2 separate regions of the Homo sapiens genome follow, and region 1 is linked to region 2. The links are chromatin loops, found by intact Hi-C in ENCODE. Cell type or tissue: PC-9. All regions are shown on one strand.

The links. Peaks named below come from ENCODE experiments on the same cell type or tissue, not always from the same donor. Only the 100,000 strongest peaks of a DNase experiment are listed, where the experiment ranks them.
Region 1: a loop joins it to region 2, with 3 times the contacts of the local background. A loop is called at or near these places in 3 of 110 quality-filtered maps.

The regions. Positions count from the first base shown.
Region 1 is chr3:13,106,836-13,114,835 of GRCh38, forward strand. It overlaps a transcript of IQSEC1 not described here. Among named protein-coding and RNA genes, the nearest start is that of IQSEC1, 37 kb to the left of the region's middle. RefSeq lists an enhancer at 3,798-4,137. In PC-9, a CTCF peak has its summit at 1,151; DNase peaks (open chromatin) are centred at 4,006, 4,706, 5,506 and 6,126; H3K4me3 peaks cover 1,715 bases; H3K27ac peaks cover 5,356 bases.
Region 2 is chr3:13,280,333-13,288,332 of GRCh38, forward strand. It overlaps a transcript of IQSEC1 not described here. Among named protein-coding and RNA genes, the nearest start is that of NUP210, 140 kb to the right of the region's middle. In PC-9, CTCF peaks have their summits at 3,195 and 3,399 (motif pointing right); a DNase peak (open chromatin) is centred at 1,409; H3K4me3 peaks cover 2,380 bases.

The DNA of each region.
Region 1 (8,000 bases), 170 kb before region 2:
GACCTTAAAATCGTTAACATACATTTTTCTATCCAAAATACATCATTTTAAGACTGTTTGAGAAGAGACACCACATGCCAGCTCCACGGCCCATTAAAGTTAACCAACTGTGCAGATTTTGTGGGAATGATGAAAATAGTAAAAGACTTGGGTGGTTTTCTAGAATGGCTTAAATCATCATGAAATGCCAAGGAAAAGTAACAGTGAACTTGTGAGACACCACAAAGCTGGCAGAACCCTGGCCGTATCTCATGGCCCGTGTCCTTTTTGATGTGGAGAAGGCACAGAGTGGCTCTGGTGACCACCAGGGACAGAAACCTGGGGGCCTCCATCCACTCCCGAGAGATGTCTATAGACTGTAGGATCTGCACAAGAGGTATTCCTGAAACCAGAAGACCCATGCACAGATGGTCAGGGCAGAGGCTAGAGAAAAACAAAGCCCTTTCCTACTTACAAGCTTTGAGGTCTAGATCCTCTATAAATTATTCAGGCAAGTTAAGGCAGCGGCCATTGCCAACAGGACCATGCCCCCTGCGGTTGCTATAGTTAATTAAGTGCCTACTATACAGCACGCAGTGTTAGATGCTTCCGAGATGTTTAATCTTTCCAGTACCAGTTCTGGCAAGTGTCATCTCCATATTACACATGGAGAAACAGGCTCAGAGCGGTTAAGTCACTTGCCCAAGGCCACAGAGCTGGTAAGTGGCAGATTTCAGATTTCAACCAAGGCTGGTTTCATCATACACATTCCAAGAAGAGGCTTTGCTCAGCACCAAGTTGGAACCCAAAATACAACAACAGGTATAATTTCTACTGGCATCATGGTGGTCTATAACCTCTTCCCAGTGGGCCCCATTTCCCTAGGCCCGAGACCCTGGTGGGGACCACTCAATTGACCAGCAGAATCCCGCCCCTGGGCCGCTGGGTCTCATGATCCAGTTAAGCCCCAGTGGGCACAGACACGGTGATGCGGTCCTTGCTTCAAAATCAGGCCAGCCATACATGTCCGGAACGCCCAGCGGCCTGCTCCCTCCCCAGGGCACTTGCTGAGCTCATGCCTGCTGCACACCAGCCTGGCCAGCCATGGCCTGAGTGAGCTCCGGACTCCAGCCCAGAGGGCGCCGGGGAGCAGCCCCGCATGCTGCCACTCGTATCTTATGGCTATTTACACCTAGCAAACAAAAAAATTATAAAAAAGCATAAAGGAAAAAAAAGAATCACTCATAACCCCACCGCCTGGAACCCACCAGTCTACCTTTCTGCGAATTTCCCCAGGGGATTGTTTTTCCGTAATTGATGTCCACGCTATAGAGTTTTTAGCTTTGCCTTCCACTTTGTTCACTGACCATTATTTCACAAACATTCTTTCCCCTCATTTTTTAAAACCCTAATTTCTAACAACGCCCTTATACCCACACATGTGGCTGTAATATAAATCATGACATGGAATCCCTAAGTTTTGTTATTGCTAACATTTTGTGATCATAAAGCAGTGTGGTGAGGCATTTTCTTATTTTTATCTAGTGGATTTCCTTCAGGAACATTTCAAGAAGCAGAATTATGGGTGGAAACATGTGGCCATTTTTGGGGCTCTCAGTGCAAGCGCCTGCACTGCCTTCCAGACACCACGTCCCATTTGTATCTCCACCAGCGGCAATGGGCATGCACATTCTATTTTTTTTTTTAGCCACATAGCACTCATGTTTCCTCTTGCCAAGATTCTCCTTTTGACGAAACACCCCCCTACATTGTGAGCTAGACTTGGTGGGCAAGTCAGCCAAGGCCCTGGGTGGACAAACTCATCCCTCTGAGTTTGGAATCCTGAGCTGAGTGGCTCCAGGGTAGAAAACCCAGCAGCAACCTCATTGCTCCTGTGTGTTTGCCATTTGGGTCTGCTTAGCATGGACAAAACTTAAAAACACATCAGTGAATCAAAAAGGGTAAGTCGCAACCAGATAAGCATCATCTGAGAGAATGTGTGTAAATCTCACAAATAAAACAGAAGCCTGTGGATCACACAGCCCCTCTGCTGGAGATGGGGTAGGGGGACCTGCAGGTCATGGCCCCCGAGTGAAACGTCTTGAAGGCAAATGCGGTAAACAGTGGACAGGACATCAGTCAGAGACAGTGTGGCCTCTACAAGTTCAGGCATCACATGGTCAATGCGTCCTGGGGCCTGGCCATGGATGCATGCGTCCAAACAGCTCCCAGAGGCAGCTCCAGTGGCCTCCAACCACCAACATGGAAGGGGATGGCCAGAGCGTGGGCAGAATGACTCTCACTGGGGAATCGCGGGGTGGTGTACAGGCATTACCGAGGGACTGGCATGCGCAATGCTGCATGGTGAAGGTGGAGGCTGTGACATAAGGACGGTCCACCTGGGGGAGGGTGGGGAAGCTATGAGCAGCCGAGGCCCCCCTCCTCCCTCCCATTCTCCCACCACTCTTTTTTCTTCTTCTTTTTCTTTCTTAAAAGAAGAGAGATGAAGGAAATAAGGTGAAATACAAATACCAGCCAATCTGGGTGGTGAGTGTGTGGATAGACAGAGCCCTCGATCAGGTAACCTGAGCTCATATCCAAGCTCTGCCACTCCCCGGGTCCAAAACTGCTTAAAGAAACTGCACCTGCCCCCAGAGGCTGTGATATTTGTCCCCACCCAAATCTCATGTTGAAATGTCATCCCCAATGCTGGAGGTGGGGCCTGCTGGGTGGTGTTTGGGTCATACGGGTGGATCCCTCATGCTTGATGCTGTCTTCCTGATAGTGAGTTCTGGCAAGATCCGGTCATTTAGAGGTGTGTGACCCTCCTCTCTCTCTCCTGCTCCCCTCTCCTCCCCTGCCCTTTCTCTTCCTTCACCTTCCACCATGAGTGGAAGCTCCCTGAGGCCTCCCTAGAAGCTGAGCAGATGCCACCATGCTTCCCGTATAGCCTGCAGAACCATGAGCTGATTAAACCTTTTTTTTTTTTTAAATAAATTACCCAGTCTCAGGAATTTCTTTATAGCGGTGCAAGAATGGCCTAATACAGGCTGTTACAAGGGATAAATTCTTTTTTTTTTTTTTTTTTGAGACGGAGTCTAGCTGTCGCTCAGGCTTGAGTGCAGTGGCGTGATCTCGGCTCACTGTAACCTCCACCTCCCAGGTTCAAGCGATTCTCCTGCCTCAGCCTCCCCAGTAGCTGAGATTACAGATGGGCACCACCACACCCGGCTAGTTTTTGTATTTTTAGTAGAGAGAAGGTTTCCCATGTTGGCCAGGCTGGTCTCGAACTCCTGACCTCAGGCAATCTGCCTGCCTTGGCCCCCCAAAGTGCTGGGATTACAGGCGTGAGCCACGGTACCCGGCTGGATTAAATTCGTTTTTGTTTATGAAGTGCTTAGAATGGTGCCGGGCATATAGGAGGTGTTATAGCAGTATTAGGCTATCATTTTTATTTTCCGTAGGCCTGAAACATTTTGTAGTTAAAGAAACCCGGCCGGGCGCGGTGGCTCACACCTGAAATCCCAGCACTTTGGGAGGCCAAGGCGGGAGGATCACGAGGTCAGGAGATCGAGACCACCTTAGCCAACATGGTGAAATCCCGTCTCTACTAAAAATACAAAGATTAGCTAGGCGTGGTGGTGCATGCCTGTAATCCCAACTACTTGGGAGGCTGAGGCAGGAGAATCGTTTGAACCCGGGAGGCCGAGGTTGCAGCGAGCCGAGATCGCGCCATTGCACTCCAGCCTGGCAACAGAGCGAGACTTCGTTTCAACCAAACTGTCCTGACTCTGTCTTCCACAGGCCTGATTCTGCACACCCACCACACCCCTTACCACCTGAGCCTGACATCTCACTCTGGCCTTCTTGAACACAAAAGCCCTGCCTGCTACCTTGGGGACACAGGGGCTTTCCAGGCTGCTGAGCATCTGCAAGAGCCAGCTTCCCCAGCCTCAGCCGCCTGAGATTTATGCTCTGCACTTCCTGTCACGGGTGTGGAGATTTACACTGGGTGAGTCGGGACACCAATTAAAGGGCCGAAGTAAATGAACCCTGTCTTAAAGAGCTTACCCAGGAAACAGACAGCCAGCTCAGCAGTAAACAATGACGATGCCTGGGGGGAATTACCGCACCAGCTGTCACCCCCATAAGAAAAAACAGGGTGGTTGGAGGAGCATGAAGATGAGAGTTCAGAAAGTGGGTGAGAAACTAAGAGGAACGGCCAGGGCCCCTGCCACCCAGCAAAGTGCGCCAGAGAGTGCTCATGCCCACTGCCCCAGCACAGCTCCTGCCCTGCAGAGGCTGGAGAGCAAAACACTGCATTTCCCAGGTACCATACAGCTGAGTCTGGGAGGAGAGTTCTGTCCTGACTTACGTTTTCTGATCCTCAGCCCACCTCCCCAGTGTGCCCAGGGCTCACCACACCCCACTAGCTTGGCTCCTTCCTGCTTCTCATTAGAGAGAGCTGTAATGCCTAAGTGAGGTGAGGCTACTGCTCTGCTACCTTGGCAGCCTCGTGGGTGGTGAGGGGCTGCTGGTGGCTTTCTCATCCTTAGACTGACAGCCTCCTGACCCCACCTTCCTGATGGGGCCGAGGCTGCAGCTCGCTGGCCAGGCCAGTTCTGCAGGGCTATTCTGGGATTGTTCCTGGAGGCCCTCCAAGAGTCTGTACCTGCAAACTTCCCACTGCGGGTAAGCACCTGACCCCTGGGCTAAACTCCTTCTAATTGAGAGCTGAGTGTTAGGGACTGAATGTTTGTGTTCCTTTAGAATTCATATGCTGAAGCCCTAACCCCCAATGTGACAGTATTTGGGGGTGGGGCCTTTGGGAGGTGATTACGCTGAGATGAGGTCATGGGAGTAGAGTCCCCATGATGATATCAGTGTCCTCATAAGAAGAAAAAGAGGCATCAAACTTCCCTCTCTCTGCCATGTGAGGACACAGCGAGAAGGCAGCCGTCTGTGAACCAGGAAAAAGGCACTCGCCAGGAACCCAATCCACCAGCAACCTGACCTTGATCTTGGACTTTCAGCCTCCAGAACTGAGAAATATATTCCCGTAGTTTAAGCCCCCACAAGTCTCCAGTAGATTATTATAGGACTCCCAGCAGACTAATACACTGGGTGATTTTGTTTTCTACAGCATCCCCTGCCATTGCCCTGGACAGCCCTCCCATCTCCTCTCCTTGCCCCAGCCCCTGCACCCTCATTGCTGTTCCCTGCACTTGCCCGCTTTGCACACGCTGTTCCCCTGGTGGGCTGCCCTGCCTTCCATCTCCCAGCTGGACTCCTACTCAGCCTCCAAGGCACCTGAACTGTCACCTCCCCTGGAGCCATTCCTGACATCTGTAACCCTAATGCAAACACACAGAGGGAGTTAGCGGCTTCCTCCTGGCCCCTGCTCTAAGTTCAACATTCACCACGGCAGGTGCCTGGAAGGACTCCCATGCTGGAGCTCTGCAGTGGACAGGGCAGCAAGCGCGGAGGTCACTAGCCAGCCCAGCCAAACCAGCTGGGTGACCTTGGGCAATTCCCCGACCTCTCCCTCTGAAAAGGGAGGCAAGACTGGTAACACCTGCCAACAGTCCGGAAGAGTCCCCGGCACATGTGCAGTGCTGCATGGGAGGTGGCGCTCACTCTCAGTGAGAGGGACTGACAACCAATCAACAAAGAGACGTCCGGAAAAAGCTCTGCCCAGCCCTGAGAGCCAGGAAGAGGACAGTCTGTCTAGGGTGGTCAGGGAGGGCTTCCCAGGGAGGGCACTGCGTGCTGGCCCCCAGGCACCTCTGAGCACCTGCCATGGTGGATGCGGCAGGAGCCTCGCACAGACAGTGGGCCAGGTGGTCCCGCAGCAGAGTGTGGGCTGCAGGGCCAGGGAGCTGCCTGCTGGCCTGCAGCTTTGGGTACGGGGGCGAGCAGGCCCACCTGCCCCTATGCCCCTCCCCTGACCTGGCCACACAGGCCTGACCACAGGGCCCAGGTGACACACGGAGGAGGAAGCCTGAATGACTCTGGAGGCTCCCACGAGTGGAAGCCACCACTGAGGTTCACGTCGTCACTGAGGCCAGGCCAGGGAGAGCCTGGTGAGACATGAGACAATGCTGTCACATGAATCAGTTCTGAATGTGCCAAATTTCATTCTGCTGTGATTAAAAAGCGGCTGGCGCATCATAAACTCACTGTGAGCATCAGTCACCGGGTCGCAAGCAGACACGCCTAGAGCTGCTCTGGGAGCTGCTGCTCTTTCCAGGCTCCTGCTGCATGCCTGGTGTGGCAGGTGTGGGCTGCCACTAGCTGCCTTACAGTGAGGAGACAGAAGCCCAGAGAGGGCAAGTAATCAGCTGAGGTCACACAGCTTGGGGGAAGCAGAGAGAGGGATGTGAATCTTGGTCGGCTGCCCCTTTGCCTTGGTCTGGGGGAGGCAAAAAAAAGTGCTAGTCAGGAAGGGCTGATTGATGCTGAAGCTGGGGACCAGGGTGGGTTCAATATGGAAGAGGCAGCAGGTAAACACATAGGCCCTGAGGCCAATCTGCTCACCCCTTACTGCTGTGTGATATTGGCCAGCCCCTTGACCTCTCTGGGCCTCAGCCTGTGCATCTGTGAAGTGGGGATGACGCTTGCCCACCCAGGGTGCTGTGTGAAGATGAGGGAAGTTGCAGCAGTGCAGCACCTAGAGGAGAGCTTGGCACACAGCAAGAAGCCTGCACCTGCCGCCCCTCAGGACTGTTTCCTGGGGTGGGCACTGCCCTGGGCATAGGGAGGTGGGGCGCGGAGAGAAGACGAGGCCTCCACCCTCTGGGAGGGGAGGAGAAGTGCATGCGGCGGTGGGAATGTGAGGCAGTGGTGATGGTGTGAGGGGCCAAGAGCCTCCTACACTGTCGAGAACGGTCACCAGGGCAGCCCCCAGCGTGGGCCGCATGGCAGGGGCTACTCAAACGACAGGAGTGTGCCCGCACTCTGGCCAGGCCATCCCGTCTTGGTGGCTACAACACGGAACTGTTCACACGTGTGCCTAGCTGTTGGTGAAAGCGAAACAGTGGAAGCACCCCGATGGCCATCCATGGCGGACTGGCTAAAATGTGCTACAGTGCCTTTGCTAAGTTGCAGGTCACCAAATGACTCATGTCAAAACGTGCTGGGAGCACAGAGCCAACTGCAGAAGTCTCCACATACGATGAGACTCTGTTCACGAGAAAAGAAAGCTTACATGGGATACAGTAGGCTTAGCGTGTGCACACACTGTTGATGCAAATGCACAGAAGATTCTGGAAGGAAATGCTCCAGACATGACAGCAGACACCTGTGCTGAGGGGCCAGGCTGGGCCAGAAGTGACTTCAGCCTCATTTTGGCTTGAATGAGTCTGAAGGAGAACCCACGCATGTGCTGCTGATTACACCTGCAGGATGCGGGTGGGGATACAGAATTGGTGGTGTTTTTCTCGGGTGTGGCTCTCTAGGACAGTGTCCCTGTTCTCAGGGGATATATGCCCAAGAATTACAGGTGGGGTGTCACGGCACTCATGGCCTGCAGGTGGGCAAAAGGGGGACACAGGTGAATGTTCCCACAGGGAGAGAAGGACTGGCCACAGAAGATGTTAACAGGTGGGGGACCCAGGAAAAGTCTGTATAGGTATTTATTGTGTTGTTATTTCAAATTTTCCCTGGGTCTGACATTTTTTAAAATAAAAAAATATATGCCAGGTGCAGTGGCTCATGCCTGTAATCCCAACAATTTGGGAGGCAGAGGCAGGTGGATCACCTGAGGCCAGGAGTTCAATATCGGCCTGGGCAACATGGTGAAACCCTGTCTCTACTAAAAATACAAAAAATTAGCCTGGCATGGTGGTGGGTGCCCGTAATCCCAGCTACTCAGGAGGCTGAGGCAGGAGAATCACTTGAACACAGAAAGTGGAGGTCGCAGTGGACCAAGATCACGTCACTGCACTCCAGCCTGGGTGACAGAGTGAGACATCGTCTCAAAAAAAAAAAAAAAAAAGAATTACAAATATGTGACCTTGGAA
Region 2 (8,000 bases):
TGGTTATCCCATGTTCCTTAGGCATAAATCACCTTGCTCTGCAGATGGGCAGTGGGATACATCCAATCCATGGTTTGCTGAGCAGCCCCGGGGGGGCCCAGAACCCCACGCATGTGAGCAGGCCATGTGATGCCCCCGTCCCTGTGAGTCTCCTGTGAGGGGAGGAGACTCCAGCATTCTCCTTCCCAAAAGACTAGGGAGTGAATCAGATGCACAAAAATGGGTCCGGCTGCTCCATCTTGAAGGGAACCCACCCACAGCTCCTGCTCACACCAAGACTCCCCACAGCCTCACTGCTCACCCTGGGGTCCGGGCCCAGCAGCAGCGGGTGTCCTAGGAGCTGGCTAGAGATGCAGACTCCAGCCCACCCCAGACCCACTGGCTCAGCATCTGCATTGTAGCAAGATTCCCAGACTCCTGGTGTACACATTCAAGTTTGGAAGCTGTGCTTGACCTAGACCGTGGGCTGAGGACTGTGCTGCCACTCTGCTTTCCCTAAAGGCAATGCTCTCCCTCACAGGCCTTGGCTGTGTCTCCACTAAGGGGAAGCCAGGTGGACACAGAACCAGGGACTTCTGAAACAAAATCCCAGCCTTCCCATCCCGGCTTCCCGGCCAAGGCGGCTGCCTGGATGCAACCCAGGGGGATGCCCCACGGAAGGACGACGTGCTCCCTCTCAGCATCCTCCTGTCCCCTGCGTGGTCACCAGGGGTGACGCTGAAGGGAAAAAGGAAGCCATTCCCCAGGGTGGTGTTGTGAGGCATGTGCTGACCAACGTGTCACTGCTTCCCATGAAAGCAGGGACTTGGGACCTGCCCTGGTGCCGCCTCCCCAAGCTGCTGAGGACTTTCCTTGGGCAGCCCCAGCTTCTCTTTTGGTCCTGGTGTGGGAGAAAGGGCCCGGGCCCCTGTGAGACCAGCTCCGGGAGACCCACAGCTGCTGTGGCAGGACTGAAGAGTGAAGGGAGTCTCAGAGACTCCGGAGGGCCAGGAGTGGGGCCCAGACAGGCAGTGGGCGGGGTCTCTGCTTCCTCCCAGTGACACCAGTTAGGAGCTATACACACGTCCCGCTCCTCCTTCTCCATTCACAGAGAGCAAGAGCCTGACACCCACGCCTGCCACGCACAGAGCCATGTATGTGTTCACCCACAGCCCGACCCCATCCTCACAATGCTCCTCCTCCAAAGAGCCCCCCAGCCCCACCCGCACCGCCCAGAGCCAGCACACCCTCCAGGCAGGGCAGCAGACAGGGCCTGTCCCATGGCCACAGTCGCTGCAGCCCCCCTGGGGTGGGAAACTCGGGTTTCCATGACAGTACTGGGACTCCTGGGAATCAGGAACCACCCCACCTTCTGGGGCCACAGCTAACTCCTCCCCCATTTCCACCCTGGAAGGGCCGCCCAGCAGGAAGACTGTCCTGAAGCCCTGACCACGGCCACTCCCCCAACCACACAGTGATTTCTAGTCTTCCCCAGGCCAAGCCATAGTGGGCCCCGGGTGATCCCGAAGACAGAGAGGCAGAGGGGCAGGCAGAGGGCACAGAGCAGCAGAAACCCCGCCCCAGAGACACCGAAGCCTCCCAGCCCCCTTGTCCTGCCCCAGATGGGCGCCCGAAGGTCCACACGGTGAGGCTGCTCCGGGTTTCGACACCGACACTCATGGGAGGCAAACGGGAACCCGGCTGGCGGGCTGCGAGCCGGTAGGGACGCTGGGGTCCAGGGCTGCTGGACAGCCCCGCCCTGTACCTCTCCCCATCCCTCACTTAATCCTGGGTCCGAAATAGCCCCGGGTAATCCCAGGGCGAGGCAGTCGGGAATTAACCCCAGCCTTGAAGTAAGAGACAGAGGCGTCCACAGAAGAGGGCTCTGCGCGTCCCGGACTGGACACAGCGCAGAGTCCATTCCAGGGACACCGCAACCCGCAAGCGACCCAGGCCCGCTCCAGGGCGGGATCCGCGCGGCCCGCGACCCCTCCCTACCGGTCTCGGGATCTCTGGGTCGGAAGTTCTCGCCCTGCTGCTCCGAGACCTAGGTCCGCTCCCCGGACAGACCTCCGCCCGGCTCGTCCGAGCCCCGGGGGTCGCCAACCCTGAGTCCGCGCCGCAGCGCAGAGCCAGGCCGGCGGGAGCGCTGAGCAGCTCCCTGGAGCCCTTTTCCAGGGAACCCAGTCCCCACCCGAGATCGAGCTCCGGATCTGGGCGGCGACCCCGCCAGAGAATCCCAGGGAGCCCCTGGGGGTCTGGCGGCGGGTGTGGGCGCTCCCGGGCCGGCCACGCGCCCTCCCGCACCCGCCCACCTCCCCGCCAAGCCCCGAGGGAAGCCGCGGACCCCAAGAAGTTCCCACGTCCCCGACACGCCCGCCGCCCCGGGCCCCGCTTACTTGTCGCGGCGGCCGCCGAGCTCCGGGATGGCGCCGAGCGGCTGCGGGCCGGGGCCGGGGCCCGGGTCGGGGCGGCGGGCGCACGCGGCCAGGTGTCGCCGGTGTCGCTCCAGCAGGCCGGCGTTCTCCCGGCTCAGCCGCGCCACTTGGCGCTCCAGCTCCTCGATGCGCCGTCGCCGGCGCGCCAGCAGCTCCTGCTGCGCGGCGACGATCCGGGTCAGCTCCTGCAGGTACTCGGCCGCCTGGCCGGGGGGCTCGGCGGCGCTGGCCATGGCCCCCCGCCCGGAGGCCGGCCGCGCCTCAGGCGAGCGGGCGGCGGGGCGGCGGCGGCGCGGCCATGGCTGCGCGGCGGGGACGGCGGCTCGGCGCGGCGCGGGGCTGCCGCGGCCCCGCCTCGGCTCCCGCCTCCGCCGGCGCCGCCCCCGGGGCCCCCGCGCCTCCTGCTCCCCGCGCCGCCGCGCTCCGCCGCCCGCTGCCCCGCGGACGCGCCGGGGCGGCAGGGCGCGGAGCTGCGGCCGCAGCGGGCAGGCGAGGAGTTTTGCAAAGTGCCGGCCGCGGCGCGGGAAGAGGGCGGGGAGGGCGCCGCCTGCTGGGACCGCCCCTGGGTCCCGCGCCCCCGCACCAGGCGTCGGGGGACAGCTCCATCCTTCTCCGGCCGCCTCGGGCGCCTTAAATCGGAAGCGATTCCGTGAAATACATCTCGAATCCATCAGCGGACGATTTTAGGAAAAGTGTAAATAAAAAATCAACACACTCACGAGAACATTGGCATTTCTTATTGATCTGAGTCTACCAAAACACTGGGTATGGGCAGGGTGCGGAGGCTCACGCCTCTAATCCCAGCACTTTGGGAGGCCGAGGCAGGAGGATCGCTTGAGCCCAGGAGTTTGAAACCAGCCTGGGCAAAAGAGCGAGACCCTGGCTCTACAAAAATACCAATAAAATAATAAAATAAAACACTGGGAATGTTTTGTACTTGTAGAAGCAAGACGTTTCCCCGGCCGTCCCTTCCCAGTTGCAACCAGAAGGTGGCCCTGAAGCCTCCATGGTTCTATTTGCTGAGCTGCCAAGGCTCAGGGGCCCAACCCACCACTCACACTTGCGGTGGGGAACTGATAATCTGTGGAGGGAAGCCCCGCCTCTGCTCGGCGTTGAGATCTGCAGCAATTTGTTTTACCCCTTGGAGCCTACCTTTCCTCAGCCAAAATATTTTCCATTTGTTGATTATTTTCTTAATCTTTGTAATTTTCATACCCCAAGTTTCTTTGGGGCTAAACTCACTTTTCTATCTCCTTGACTTGAGCTGGCTTATTTCTACAGTTCCATTTTCTAGCAAATGCATTTAAGGCTATAAATTTACCTCTGGGTAAAGCTTTAGCTACATCTCATATATTTTTAAAGCTGTTATTTACATGCGGGTGGCATTGCCTTTGTTACACCAGCTTCACTGACACTTGGTGTTCCATATTTATGTTTGTTGCTATCCCTCCATCCCCAGGAGAGGAGGAGACTGCATAGAGAGACCTCAGACCCTCCAGGGTCCTCAGGCCTCCTTCGGTGTCCCACCTTGGCTGTCCCACGGGCAGGGCCCAGAATGGTAGTGGGGCCATGTAGTGGAAGCCTCAAGTTCCCCAAGGACTGTTATACGAGGATGAGATCATACACACACCACCCTAAATGAAAGCTCAACACAACTTTAAAATTGTCCCTCATTTCTAAGACACGTCCTGTTCTCAAGATTAATGTTATCTTTATAAATCTTATCATCACCTTTTGAAGAACACCATCAGATACCATCCTATTTGTACATGTACAAATCATTGATCATTTTGGTTTATAAATTGAAAATATACCAACATCTTTGCCACTCTAATCTAATATCTCCTCATTTGATAATACCTGAGGAGCTTCCCAAAAAGGGATCCGTGTAGCCCAGGCTTCTCATGACCTTATGGGAGGCCTGACCCTGCAGTTGCGCACGGGTCTCTGCCAGTGTTTGGGGCTGGAGGGAAGGTAACTCTAAACCCTGGTGCCTGTCAGTGAGGATCATGGCTGATGGACAGAGCTGCAGGGGTTGGGGAAGGAGCAGCCAGGCTCCCTTTCTATGCTCAATGCCCATGTGGAGCCCCCAGACACCCCTTCCAGCTGTTCCCGATTGAAGATGACCCCACATCTCCATCTCTGCACTACCTCCTTGCTCCCTGAGGCAGGTCACCTTGCCACTCAGCAGACAGAACACCCAATCTGTACCAGGCCCGGATGACACCAGACACCATAAGGGGAGGAGGCCTCAGCCCTGCCTTTCAGGAGCTTCCAGGCTTGGCCAGGGCAGAAGATGACAACAGGCCGACAAGGTGCTGTTCGAGCCTCCAGGCAGGAGCACTGCACCCGAGGCCTAGGCAGGGCCCTGTCCTCCTGGAATTGCCATTCCCCAGGCTCTGAGGCAAGCAGAGAGATCCTCAGGGCATAGGTGGTGAACAACAACAGTGGCCTTCCTGGCCCACTCCCTGCTCCTTCCGGCCAGGATCCCTGGACTCCTCTTTAGGCAGTAGGAGTGGGAGCAGGGAGCCCCTCGGGCCTGTCCTCTCCCTCTGCCTCACTCATCTGCCTTGCTTTCCATTCCTGGGACTCGGGGGTGTTCCAGCGACAGCCAGCTCCCCGGAGCTGGAGGTTATAGGGGAGTCTGCCACCAGCAATGGGGCCAAGTCCACCCTCCTTCCTGGCTCCCAAACGAGGGAGGAACAATGCCTGTCCCCACCAGAGAAGGGAGGCCTCTTCCTCAAAGAGCCTCAGCCAGCCACTCCTTTAGTAAATGTGGCCGAGCATCGACTGTGGCCAGGCTCTGGGCCCATGCTCTTTAAGAGTTCTCACATGGAGACAGAGAATGAGCAAGGGGGATGAGCAGGCACAGGCCAGGGCCATCCCACAGGGCCCCACATAAAAGCCCTGTGGCCTGGTCCTCCAGCCTCCCTGCTCTGACCCCCGCATGCAGTGAGTTAATTGGCTTCCCACCTGCTTCTGGACTGGACTCGGGGCTCTTGGGCACCCAGGGGTCTCTCCCAGTCTCACCACATGGCCCCGGACATAGGAACACTGATGAGCAGAGGGCAGATGAGACACAGAGGGACAGGGTGGATTGCTTTCACTCGGCTGGCAGCACCAAGACGTCAGAGCAGTTAAAGGCCGTCCAGTTCAGCTGCAGTCTCTCATCTAAATTCCCACGATGTGCAATAAAAGAATCAGAGCCTCTAGAGTCCTTGAAGCACCGTGTCATGGATGCTGTGGTTGCTGCCCAGATTCCCCCTTCAAGGTGAGGCCCTCGCCTCGCACCAGCTCAGCAAAGACCGTCTCAGGAAATTGCCCTGTGCTGATGGAATCTTCAAGGTTACATTCCCCTTCCCAGGGCAGCCCCCAACTAGTGACTGGTCCATGCAGGAGGACAACAGCCTGGCCCCCTTGCCTCAATTTGGGCAACTCTGCAGGGTCATCCTAGCTCCAGAGCTCCCGTGGGATTAGCCAAGCCTCTGTAGGATTCACACTGTGGCCCAGCCTCTCCCTCTGCCAATCCTGCCTCTTCTCTCCCTCGCTGGTGCTGGCCCCTGAGCTCTCCCCAAGAAACCTCCTGTGTGCAAACCTCCCTCTCAGAATGTTTCCCTGGGAGGTGACCCAGGACATTCTCCTTCCCTTCCCTTCCCTTCCTCTCCCATCTTGACACCAGTCCTTTGACCTCGTTAGGATTTATAGGATGTGCATGCTAGTCTGTAACTCTAGTTAAGGTCTCCCGGCTTTGTATACAGATACGTTCTGCCACCTGAAAAAACTGATAACCGGCATTTCCAATGTGATAAATTCGAGGCCAAGTAATTTAAATTCAATTGCAGAAAGGAAGATGTGAGTGTGCACTCCAAAAAAATAAAGGTTACAAAAATATGGAGGAGGAAACAGAGAAAGGGGAAGTATACTATGTAAAATCATTTGTGAATTTTCCTATTATTATTCACATCCAGCTTCTTGGTAAGATCATCAATCTTTTTAATATTGTCCTTTTTATAAGAAATTCATTTTTTTCCTTAAAAACCTTCCCCTGAGCACTCTCTGACTCACTATTATAATTTGGGCTGGCTACTTCCTGGGCCTGCTACACAGCTATTATCAGGGATTTCTTGGCATTACACTTCTGGATTGAGTCCACTCTTTCTTGGATCCTGTGTATTGTCTTTCTTGGGTTCATTTTCTACTTTGCAGAGTATATCCTCAGGCAATTCTGCCAGACACAGCCTATGGGTAGGTCTCTGAGTCCTTGTGTGTCTGAAAGTATTTACTTTGCCCTCAGATTTGATTGGTAGTTTGGCTGGGTATAGAATTCCGGGTTACAAATCAGTTTCCTCAGACCATGGAAAGGTTTGCTCCATTTTCCTCCATTACCTAGTGCCGCTGATGTCATTCTGATTCTTGTTCCTTTAGAGAAGAAATTCTCTTAAGAGGGTATTGTCCCTGGTCAGAACATTTGAAAATCTGGTGGGGGATGTTTTTGGTCATGAGAATGACTGACAATGCTCTGACATTCAATGGGCAGGGCCCTGACATACAGCACACAGGGAGTGTCATCCAATACAAACTATCCCACTCACATCACCAAAAAGCAAAGCAAAGCGGAAGGACTTACTCTATTAGATTTCAACACTTATTATAAAGCAAGAGTAATCAAAACAATGGGTACCAGTGTCAAGAGAGACACATAAATTGACAAACTAGAAGAGAGTCTCAAAGTAGACCCACACATATGTGGGCAATCAATTTTTGACAAAGATGCCAAAGCCACTCAATGAGTGAAAGGATAGTCTTTCAACAAGTGTTGCCTGAGAAAGCTGCTGGGATAATATGCAAAAGAATGAACCTCTGCCTCCATTTCAGAGTATCTACAAAACTAACTGGGACTAGATCACAGAACCCATGTAAGAGCTAAATAGGTACAACTTCTAGAAAAGCTCTTAATGGCCTTGAATTTGGCAAATATTTCTTAAATGTGACGCCAAAAGCATGAACTCTAAGTGAAGAAAAAATCAGCAAATTGGACTTCACTGCAATAAAAAAAAAAAAGCTTGGTCTTCAAAAGAAACTGTTAAGAAATGAAAAGGTAAGTCACAGTCTGGGAGGAAATATTTGCAAACTCGATATCCAGCAGAGGACTTGTGTGTAGAATATATAAAGAACTTTTACAACTCAATAAAAACAAGAAAAAACACCCAATTAAAAATGGGCATACGTTTTAAACAGACATTTCACCAAAGATATATAAATGCCAAATAAGCAAATTAAAAGAAGCTCAATATCATCAGTCATTAGGGAAATGCAAATTAAAACCCCAGGGATTTAGAGATGACACCAACAGCAAAGCAACAAAGGAAAAGGAGATAAACTGGGAAACAGCAACGTTGAAAGCTTCTACGCTTTGAAGGACTTCAGTAAAGAAAGTGACAGAAGAGAAAAAACCCACAGAAGAGAAAATGTTTGCTGTTCACATGTCTGATCAAAGACATGTATCTAGCATACATAAATAAATTTTACAACTCAATAATAAAAAAGGCAAATAACTCAACTTAAAAATGGGAAAGGATCTGA